Regions from separate parts of the Homo sapiens genome. Here region 1 is linked to region 2. Evidence: read pairs that join two places in POLR2A ChIA-PET (ENCODE). Cell type or tissue: Caco-2. All regions are shown on one strand. Each heading gives the region's core, and the rest is flanking DNA. Links, peaks and the distances in the headings are about the cores only.

The links. Peaks named below come from ENCODE experiments on the same cell type or tissue, not always from the same donor. Only the 100,000 strongest peaks of a DNase experiment are listed, where the experiment ranks them.
Region 1: POLR2A ChIA-PET joins it to region 2 with 8 read pairs; 2 of 35 experiments call an interaction of 5 or more read pairs at or near these places.

Annotation. Positions count from the first base shown.
Region 1 is chr12:120,273,772-120,279,142 of GRCh38, reverse strand. No RefSeq gene overlaps it. Among named protein-coding and RNA genes, the nearest start is that of PXN, 11 kb to the right of the region's middle. In Caco-2, for the core only: no CTCF peak of the experiment used is centred there; DNase peaks (open chromatin) are centred at 1,362, 1,602 and 2,202.
Region 2 is chr12:120,360,107-120,365,477 of GRCh38, reverse strand. MSI1 (musashi RNA binding protein 1) reads left to right here. Exons shown (of 15, transcript NM_002442.4): 5 at 723-764; 6 at 2,343-2,435. Among named protein-coding and RNA genes, the nearest start is that of MSI1, 6.4 kb to the left of the region's middle. RefSeq lists enhancers at 3,149-3,866, 3,867-4,585. In Caco-2, for the core only: no CTCF peak of the experiment used is centred there; no DNase peak of the experiment used is centred there.

The DNA of each region.
Region 1 (5,371 bases), core at 307-5,306, 87 kb after region 2:
CCAAAGTGCTAGGATTACAGGCATGAGCCACTGCACTTAGCCCAATAAAGTTGATTTTTAAAAAAAAAACATAACAGCTCCCTCCCCCTCCCCCATCCCCCTCCCCCTCCCCCTCACCCGCTCCCTCTTTCTTTCTTCGGTCTCCTTCTGTTGCCAAGGCTGGACTGTACTGCCGTGGTCTCGGCTCGCTGCAGCCTCCCTGCCCCGGGCTCCCCTGGTTCTCCTGCCTTGGCCTGCCGAGTGCCTGGGATTGCGGGCACGCGCCGCCACGCCTGACTGGTTTTTGTATATTTGGAGGAGACACGGTTTCGCCCTGTTGACTGGGCTGGTCTCTGGCTCCTGACCTCGAGTGGTCTGCCCGCCTCGGCCTCCTGGGGTACTGGGATTGCAGACGGAGTCTCGGTCACTCAGTGCTCAGTGTTGCCCAGGCTGGAATGCAGTGGCGTGATCTCGGCTCGCTGCAACCTCCACCTTCCAGCCGCCTGCCTTGGCCTCCCAAAGTGCTAAGATTACAGCCTCTGCCCGGCCGCCCCGTCTGGGAAGCGAGGAGCACCTCTGCCTGGCCGCCCCGTCTGGGAAGCGAGGAGCCCCTCTGCCCGGCTGCCACCCTGTCTGGGAGGCGAGGAGCGCCTCTGCCCTGCCGCCACCCCGTCTGGGAGGTGAGGAGCGCTTCTGCCCGGCCACCACCCCGTCTGGGAGGTGAGGAGCGCCTCTGCCTGGCCGCCACCCTGTCTGGGATGTGAGGAGCACCTCTGCCCGGCCGCCACCCCATCTGGGAGGAGTGCCTCTACCCGGCCGCCCCGTCTGTGAAGTGGGCGCCTCTGCCCAGCCACCCCGTCTGGGAGGTGAGGGGCGTCTCTGCCCGGCTCCCCCGTCTGGGAGGTGGGGAGCACCTCTGCCTGGCCGCCCTTCATCTGGGAGGTGGGGGGCGCCTCTGCCCGGACACCCCGTCTGGGAGGTGGGGGGCGTTTCTGCCCGGCTGCCCCATCAGGGAGGTGGGGGGCGCCTCTGCCCGGCTGCCCATCGTCTGGGATGTGAGGGGCGCCTCTGCCCAGCCACCACCCCTTCTGGGAGGTGAGGAGCGCCTCTGCCAGGCCGCCCCGCCTGGGAAGTGTACCCAACAGCTCCGAAGAGACAGCGACCATCGAGAAAGGGCCATGATGACGATGGCGGTTTTGTCGAAAAGAAAAGGGGGAAATGTGGGGAAAAGAAAGAGAGATCAGATTGTTACTGTGTCTGTGTAGAAAGAAGCAGACATAGGAGACACCATTTTGTTCTGTACTAAGAAAAATTCTTCTGCCTTGGGATGCTGTTAATCTATAACCTTACCCCCAACCCCGTACTCTCTGAAACATGTGCTGTGTCAACTCAGGGTTAAATGCATTAAGGGCGGTGCAAGATGTGCTTTGTTAAACAGATGCTTGAAGGCAGCATGCTCCTTAAGAGTCATCACCACTCCCTAATCTCAAGTACCCAGGGACACAAACACTGCTGAAGGCCGAAGGCCGCAGGGACCTCTGCCTAGGAAAACCAGAGACCTTTGTTCACGTGTTTATCTGCTGACCTTCTCTCCACTATTATCCTATGACCCTGCCACTTCCCCCTCTCTGGGAAACACCCAAGAATGATCAATAAATACTAAAAAAAAAAAACAAAAAAACCATAACATTGCCGGGTACTCACGCCTGTAATCCCAGCACTTTGGGAGGCCGAGGGGGGCGGATCTCCAGAGGTCAGGAGTTCAAGACCAGACTGGCCAACATGGTGAGACACTGTCTCTACTAAAAATACAAAAAATTATCCAGGTGTTGTGTCGTGTGACTGTAATCACAGCTACCCAGTAGGCTGAGGCAGGAGAATCACTTGAACCTGGGAGGCGGAGGTTGCAGTGAGCCGAGATCATACCACTGCACTCCAGCCTGGACGACAGAGTGAGACTCCGTCTCGAAATAAATAAATAAATAAAATAAAATAAAATAACATTAGGCTGGTGCCGTGGCTCACGCCTGTAATCCCAGCACTTTGGGAGGCCGAGGGGGGTGGATCACCCAAGGTTAGGAGTTCAGAACCAGCCTGGGCAACATGGCAAAACCCTGTCTCTACTAAAAATAAGAAAAATTAGCCGGGCGTGATAGCGTGCCTGTAGTCCCAGCTACTTGGGAGGCTGAAGCAGGAGAATGGCTTGAACCTGGGAGGTGATGGTTGCAGTGAGTCAAGATTGCGCCATTGCATTCCAGCCTGGGTGATACAGCAAGACTCCATCTCAAAAAAATTTTTTTAAAAAGATAACATTGGCTTATTGGCTTCTGGGTAGAAAATTGACAATAGAGGTCCAGTTTGGAGGTTCATGCAGTAATCCCAGGCAAGAGAGGGTAGTGCGTGGCTGCACCTAGAGATATAATTGCAGAGGTGAAAATGAGGGGGTGGGGGTGGGAATTGGGCTACACTTTGCAGATGGACAGGCAGAACTGGGTGTGGAAAGCGAGGACGGGGAGGAACAGAGGATGACTTCCAGGTGGACACCCGGTCAACATATGGGGTCCTTAGGTGATAGAGAGGAGGATGAAGGTGGAAATCCAGCCCCCTTCACCTGAGAAAAGGTTGAAGAATCTCTTGAGATCCTTTTTGACCTTATAATTCTTTGTTTTCTTTAACTTTTTTTTTTTTTTTTTTTTTTTTGAGATGGGAGTCTCACTCTGTTGCCCAGGCTGGAGTGCAGTGGCCCAGTCTCAGCTTACTGCAACCTCTGTCTCCTGAGTTCAAGTGATTCTACCTGCCTCAGCCTCCCAAGTAGCTGGAATTACAGGTGCACGCCACCACACCCAGTTAATTTTTGTGTTTTTAGTAGGGACGGGGTTTCACCATGATGGCCAGGCTGGTCTCGAACTCCTGACCTCAAGTGATCTGCCCACCTCGGCTTCCCTAAGTATTGGGATTATAGGCATGAACCACCATGCCCAGACACAATTCTTTGTTTATAAGCCCTTCCAGGCAGGCATGCCATATGGAGAAGAATTCTCAATATCCCCATCTCACAGATGAGAAAACTGAGGCTGAGAGACTCTCCCAGGATCCCCAAATGGGAACTGAGGAAAACTGGAATTCTAGCTCAAATCTTCTTTTTTTTTTTTGAGATGAAGTCTTGCTGTGTCGCCCAGGCTGGAGTGCAGTGGCATAATCTCGGTTCACTGCAACATCCGCCTCCCAGGCTCAAGTGATCCTCCCACGTCAGCCTCCTAAGTAGCTGGGACTACGGGGCCTGCACCACCACACTGGCTAATTTTTGTATTTTTAATAGAGATGGCGTTTTGCCATGTTGGCTAGGCTGGTCTTGAACTCCTGACCGCAGGTGATCCACCCTCCTCAGCCCTCAGACTCTCACAATGCTGGGATTATGGGCGTGAGCCACTGTGCCCGTCCCTACATAGTTTTCTTTAAGTGGACCCACTTTAAAACAAACAAACAAACAAAAAAACCTTATCTTTATCCTAAACAATAATATTGGAGCTGGGCCAGGCGCGGTGGCTCATGCCTGTAATCCCAGCACATTGGGAAGCCGAGGGAGGTGGATTATGAAGTCAAGAGATCGAGACCATCCTGGCCAACATGGTGAAACCCCATCTCTACTAAAAATACAAAAGCTAGCCAGGCATGGTGGTGGGTGCCTGTAGTCGCAGCTACTCGGGAGGCTGAGGCAGGAGAATCACTTGAACCCGGGAGGCGGAGGTTGCAGTAAGCCAAGATTGTGCCACCGCACTCCAGCCTGGTGACAAAGCGAGATTCCGTCTCAAAAATTAAAATAAATAAAATAAATAAATAAATAATATTGGAGCCATCACAGGTTTTATGTGCTAATTAGATAATTTTCTAACACATAAATATGTAACTATTAAAATAAGGAATCTGGCCGGGCGCGGTGGCTCACGCCTGTAATCCTAGCACTTTGGGAGGCCGAGGCGGGCAGATCACGAGGTCAGGAGATCGAGACCATACTGGCTAACACGGTGAAACCCCGTCTCTACTGAAAATACAAAAAATTAGCCAGGCGTGGTGGCAGGCGCCTGTAGTCCCAGCTACTCGGGAGGCTGAGACAGGAGAATGGCGTGAACCCGGGGGGTGGAGCTTGCGGTGAGCCGAGATCGCGCCACTGCACTCTAGCCTGGGCGACAGAGCGAGACTCTGTCTTGAAAAGAAGAAAAAAAAAAAACTGAGCTGGGCATGGTGGCTCATGTGTGTAATCCCAGCACTTTGGGAGGTCGAGGTGGGAGGATTCCTTGAGCCCAGGAGTTTGAGACCAGTTGGGCAACAAAGTGAGACCTCTCTGTGTCTGCAAAAAATACAAATAAAATAATAAATCTTTGTACTAGCTACAACCTCTCATTCCACCAGTGGCAGTTAGTCACACTACATTTGGGAGAATTATGCCTGGGACCACCCTACAGTGTTGCATGTCAACTCAGTACTCATGAAATATACATGATATATTTATCTAGATACAGCAGTTATAGACCACACTTTGTCAACACATAGTAAACGGACTAACGCGACACTTAACCTCACACTTCCACTCCTTAAGAACTGATCTGCAGGAAATCATTAAGGAAGTGTTCCGAGATTTAACTATAAGGATGTTGTCCTAGCATTGCTGATTATAGTGAAAATTTGTAACTAACTAAATTTTATCAGGAGATTGGCTAAGTAAATCCTGGTACAATTATATGATGCAATGCTGTTTTACCCAAGGAATTGATGTTTCAGAAGAATGTTAAATGCCATGAAAAGATGATCACACTGGACTGGCCACAGTGGCTCATGCTTGTAATTCTACCTCTTTGGGAGGCCAAGACTGGAGGACTGATTGAGCCTAGGAGTTCAAGAACAGGCTGGACAACATAGGGAGGCCCCCAGCTCTACAAAAAATTAAAAAAAATAACTAGATGTGGTGGTGCACACCTGTAGTCCCAGCTACTCAGGAGGCTGAGGTGGGAGGGTCACTTGAGCCTGGGAGGTCGAGGCTGCAGTAAGCCGTGTTTGCACCACTGTACTCCAGCTCTGGGTGACAGAGGGAGACCCTATCCCAAAAAAAAAAAAAAAAAACCCCAAACAAAAAACAAAGTAGTGATAAATGGGTAAATGAGAAAACCAAGTTTCAAAACAGTGTGCAAAAATATTCAAATATATATTTAATGTTTTATATCTAAAAACATATATGTGTATGTTTTTTGTGTGTAAAAGAACGCTCTGGAAAATCTACAACTGGTCATTCTTTTAGTTTTGGATTATGGATAATTTTAATTTTCATCTTAGTTTATTCATTTTAAAATAAGTTTTTTATTTTAAAAGATATCTGTAGGTCTGAATCTGAAAGGAA
Region 2 (5,371 bases), core at 86-5,085:
GATACTTGAAGGAATAAGACGGCTTACATTTTTTTTGTTTTTGTTTTTGCTGTGAGCTAGACACCATGCCAAATGCTTTGTATGCATTATCTCCAATAATCTGCTGATGACCCTTTGAGGTGGGTGTTATTATTTGCCCATTTTGCAGGTGAACTTGACCCTGACGTTCAAAGAGGGGAAATAACTTGTCCATGGTCTCACAGCTGGGAAGCAGTGCAAATGGGATTTGAACCCAGCAGTGGGACGTTAGGGTCTAAATGCTTAACTGGCTGGGCGTGGTGACTCGTGCCTGTAATCCCGGGACTTTGGAAGGCTGAGGCGGGCGGCTCACCTGAGGTCAGGAGTTTGAAACCAGTCTGGCCAACATGGTGAAACCCCGTCTCTACTAAAAATACAAAAATTAGCTGGGTGTGGTGGTGCGCACCTGTAATCCCAGCTACTAGGGAGGCTGAGGCAGGAGAATCACTTGAACCCGAGAGGCAGAGGTTGCAGTGAGCTGAGATCGTGCCACTGCACTCCAGCCTGGGTGATAGAGTGAGACTCTGTCTGAAGAAAAAATAAAAATAAATGCTTAACCACTATTCTCTCCTCCTAGAGGCTTTTGTGATTTCTGTCACCTTTGTGTCCTGGGAGGAGAGAGGTCCTGAGGGCTGAAGGCTGTGTGGTCGCTCTTCTAAAAATGCGATAACCAAGACCCCTTCTACCTCTCCCTTTTCTTGTAGATTGACCCTAAGGTGGCCTTCCCTCGGCGAGCACAGCCCAAGGTAGGTGTGTCTATGTCTGGGAGGAGCTCTCTTACTATGGGCAATGCTGGGCAGTGATTTTCCCAGTATTTCCTGCTCTGGAAGATGCTTCTGGAACCTCTGCTTGGAGTGTTTGTGGAATGGGCTGGGCTGGGAAGAGGGGATTCTTGACGTCCTTGCTCTGTGGCCTGAAGACACTATATGTCTTTCCACGTGAGCTCTGGGGTGGACTGGAGAGGGGCTTGTGTGTGTTGGGAGAAAGGGGAGCTACTCAGAGGATTCATCGTCCTGTATTTGAACCCAGTAGAGTTTGGAGCCTGAGTCTAATTCCAACATCATAGACCACAGCCTTGATGTCCAGGCCTCTGGAAGTGAAATACAGGACAGACTTAGACCCTAAGGCCGCGCTACAGGCAGGCTAGGGAGCTACCCTTGGATCCCCCCAGTCACCCTTTGCAGAGGCAGAGGGGACCACAGACTCTGTCACCTGTTGTCTTTCAGTTTAGATGTCTGTGGCTGCTTTCTCAATGCTCTCTTACCCTGCTGCTCTGGCGAGTTCTCCCAGTGAGAGGGTCAAGGTGCGCAGAAAATGGATTTCTGAGCAGTTGAGTGATACAACACTCAAAAAACTTTTGGTGCAGGGCAGGGGCCTAAGAGTCTATTCTAGGCCTCAGGGCAACTAGCCAGGTCTTCCTTTTGAAGCAATTGAATATAGAGGACAGAAGGAGAGACTGATTGCGGAACATGGGGTCAGGACCCCTGAGTTTACTGACTTATCATGGGTCCTAGGACGAGGTCCCTCTCTAGGAGAGTTCGGTTTCCTCCTTTGCCAGGTGGAACTAGAGCTCTTTAAGATTCCGGGCCAGTGAATTCCATCAAGTCCCCCAACTCCTGCCAGGGCTGAAGGAGAGGAAGAGTTTTGGGAGACAGGAAAGGGGCATCTCTGGAAGGGTCCAGTAGAGGGCCTGAAAGCAATTATGGAGCAGGTATTCGAAGGAAGCCGCACCAGGGAGCACATGGTTGGAACTGGGTTAATTCCATTAAGCAGTTTGGTGACAGAAGGTGCTTTAGTGTTAGGATGGGGCTGGGAATTGCCGCGGATTAGCCATGCGCTCCTGGGGTAATTAGGACCATGTGTTCTTCCTAAAACAGGGCTGGGGCCACAGGGCTGCCAGAGGTTGTGTTGGGAGGAGGCTGATGAGGAAAATGTCGGCACTGAGTTCAGGGAGACTCTGTGATGGACCTTGGGGGGTCTCCCAGGAGGGCCAGTGAGGTCTTAGTGTTAGGCTGTGGGTCTGGGTCACTGGCCCGCCCCCTTCCCTGTGTTAGTCCTTAGGGAAGGCATTTTCTGGACATAGTCCCTAGGGAGGGAGGCAGGAAGGAGGCACACTCGAGCCAGCCAGGGTGTGGGTGCACAGCTGCCCATGACAGGCCTAGAGGCGGGGGTCCAAGAGGGAGCTTGCGGGGGGGGGGCCTTTAAAGAGGCTGGGGCCACAGAGAGCTTGTCAGCTGGCATCCTGGCAGGGGGGCTCGAGCCCCTGCTGGTGGCGGTAGGCCACAGGACTCAGATGCCCACTTTCTCATTCCCTCCCCTAACAGATGGTGACTCGAACGAAGAAGATCTTTGTGGGGGGGCTGTCGGTGAACACCACGGTGGAGGACGTGAAGCAATATTTTGAGCAGTTTGGGAAGGTGGGTTTAAACTGGGGGCGCTTGCTGCTGGGGCTGTGAACACACTGTAGAATGGGGCACTAGCAAGCCGAATCCAGCCAGGTCATTCCATTCCTGCAAAAGATGAGAGTGGGGCTGGATCCTGCTGTGGGGGCAGACCAGGCCAATCCACCTTGCAGCCTCCTGGCTCATCTGTGAGCTTCAGACTCAGGATATCCCTCGGGACAGAGAAGCCACACAGTAGCTGGCCCTGTTGTTGCCCTTCCACTGTATTTTTCTCTTACTTATCTTCATTCTCACAAGGGAGGCAGTGCTCCCACAGCCAGTTCAATCAAGTCAGCCCGTGGCCTCCTGGGAGTTTGCACCTGTCCAGGCCACAGGCTATTGAACCTTTCCCCACTCCTTCCAGGCGAGGATGATAAGGAGGCAATAAATATGACTCCCAATTGCACTCGGCACCCTATTTGCACAGGTGGGGAGCTTGGAGCCAGAGCTGGGGGGCTGCTGGTCCCCTGGGTATTGGGGGGAACTGATGAGAGCATCCCCCAATTCCTGATCAGGCCCAGAGGATTGGCTGTGAGCTGTAAGGGGCATGGAGCTTTAATTTCTGGGCCTCTGAAGAGGTAGATGTTGTGGCGACATCCGACATTAGGGTGTCCTCTGAAAGGTGGACAATGTGAACTTTGGAGTCCCATGGGGAGATGGCAGAGAGGGTCCTACGTTTGAAGTCTAGGAGGGAAAGAGGGTTGTTTTGCTTGGGGCCGGGGTCCCTGGTCTTTCTTCTTTTAGGTGAGACAGGCGAGAGGCTGGGTCTCTACTTTCCCATCAAGACACTTCGAGTCACCCCCAGGCAAGCGAAGGGGGACGTGGCCTGGGAAATGGGCCTGGGATTGTGTGGGGGGGGGAGGTGTCCCCTGGCCAGCTGAGGCTGGTGGTGTGGGGGACCAGAGGCCTCGGCTTTCGTGCCTCGGTGGGCACCTGGGTCCGGGACAGAGGGCAGGTCGGGCGGGCCCGGGCCCCAGAGGGTAGGGCGCTCCTGGGAAGCAGCAGGCCCGGCTCGGCTGCGGCGGGGTGTCTTTGTGTCTGAGCGCCGAGCATTAGAGCTCGCACTAATCTGATCCAGCAGCTGTGATTGGAGGCCGCCTGCCCCCGGGGCCGGCGTTGCCATGGCAACCGGGCCCCAGGAGAAGCCGTCAGCGGCCGCGTCTTTTGTTCGGGCCTAAATCGGCGTTGGCATGTGAAACCGGCCCGGGGAGGCCAGGGGGAGCCGGAGAATAGGCTGCCAGGGAGCGAGGGGGACAGCCGGGAATGCCAAGGGCCCCGCGGCGGGGGGCCCCCCGCCCGGATCGAGGGGCCGCCGCCGAGGGGGGAACAATGGTCAGCCGCCATGGCTGCCACTCAGGCTTAGCGGCCGCCGAACTTGGCGGCTCGGCTCCTACTGGTCAGCAGGCCTCGGCCGCCTCCCCTCCCCCCGCCCGATCCCCCCTGCCCTCGGGTTCCCATGGAGACCAAAGCCTATTAAGGACACTGGGCCGGGAGCCTCCCTCCCCTCAGCTCGCCCCAGGAGGGGACACCGGTGGGGCTAACCCGGACCCCCAGCCATCTTCCTTGCCCCCTGCCCTGGCCTCAACCCCACCGTCCCACTAGGGGCCTCTCCAGCCAAGGCCCAGGTTGAAGGGTGTAGTGGGGCCAGGGATGGTGGCCTTCCTTGCAGGGTTGGGTGGAGGAAGGTGGGAGAAGTTGTGGATTTGGGCTGAATCCATTTGTGGGTCAGGCAGGGACTCGGAGCTGTAGGATTAGGGGGGAGGGTGTGGCTGGTTCGTTCATTCATTCATTCATTCATTCAAAAAATGATTGACCTCCAGTCAAGGTGCTCAATAGGATGGTGGTCATGGCCCTAAATGACACAGACGATGTCCTCATGCAACCTTCAAGCCATTAGTATCTGGCTGCTCTCTCCCCAGCTTTGCCACGTTCCCCCCGTGTAACTATGGGCAAGTCCCTCCCTTGTAAAGATAATAATAATAGCTATTATTTATTAGGCACTTACTATATCCTGGGTCTGTGAGTTAAGAGTGTTACATGCACTATCTCACTAAATCCTCTCATAGCCAGGCTTGGTGGTGCACACCTGTAGTCCCAGCTACCAAGGAGGGTGAGATGGGAGGATTGCTTGAGCCTGGGAGTTCAAGACTAGCCTGGGCAATATAGCGAGAACCCTTTTCCAAAAAAAAAAAAAGGTGTCTTTCATTTAACTTCAACCTGTGAGATAGACACTGTTATGCCTATTTCACAGATGAGGAACCAAAGCCAGAGAAACATCAAGTCACCTGCCCAAGGTTACCCAACCAGCAAATGCAGGATCCAGGATTCCAGCTCAGGCCCGTCCTACCCAAAGCCTGTGCTATGACCACAATCCTTCTTTCTGGGTTTCTGTTTTTCATTGGTTAAGTGAGGGGTGGGCAAGATGTGCTGAACCTGAAATGATTGTCCCATTCGGGTGGTCCAGCTGATTTGGGATTGGGACTCAGAGTGGGTCCATAGGATGGGAGTGAGAGTGCCACTCTGTTGCGTGGGCCCCAGTACAGGCAGCTCTTTGAGAAGAGAGATGTCATGAGATTCTCCAGGGACCTTGTTGCCTCCTGGCTCAGTGGGGTCCTGGTTCTCCCAGTGGGAGTCAGAGGCCCACTGTAGCTTGATGCCTAAGGAGAGCTGGAGGATCACGGTAGTTCAGGGTGTTTAATGAGGCAGGGGAGGGCCTTTAGAAGGTAGATGATGGGGTCGGGCCTGGTGGCTCACGCCTGTAATCCCAGCACTTTGGGAGGCTGAGGCGGGTGGATCACTTGAGGCCAGGAGTTCGAGACCAGCCTGGCCAACATGGTGAAACCCCATCTCTACTAAAATACAAAAATTAGCCAGGAGTGGTGGCATGCACCTGTAATCCCAGCTACTCAGGA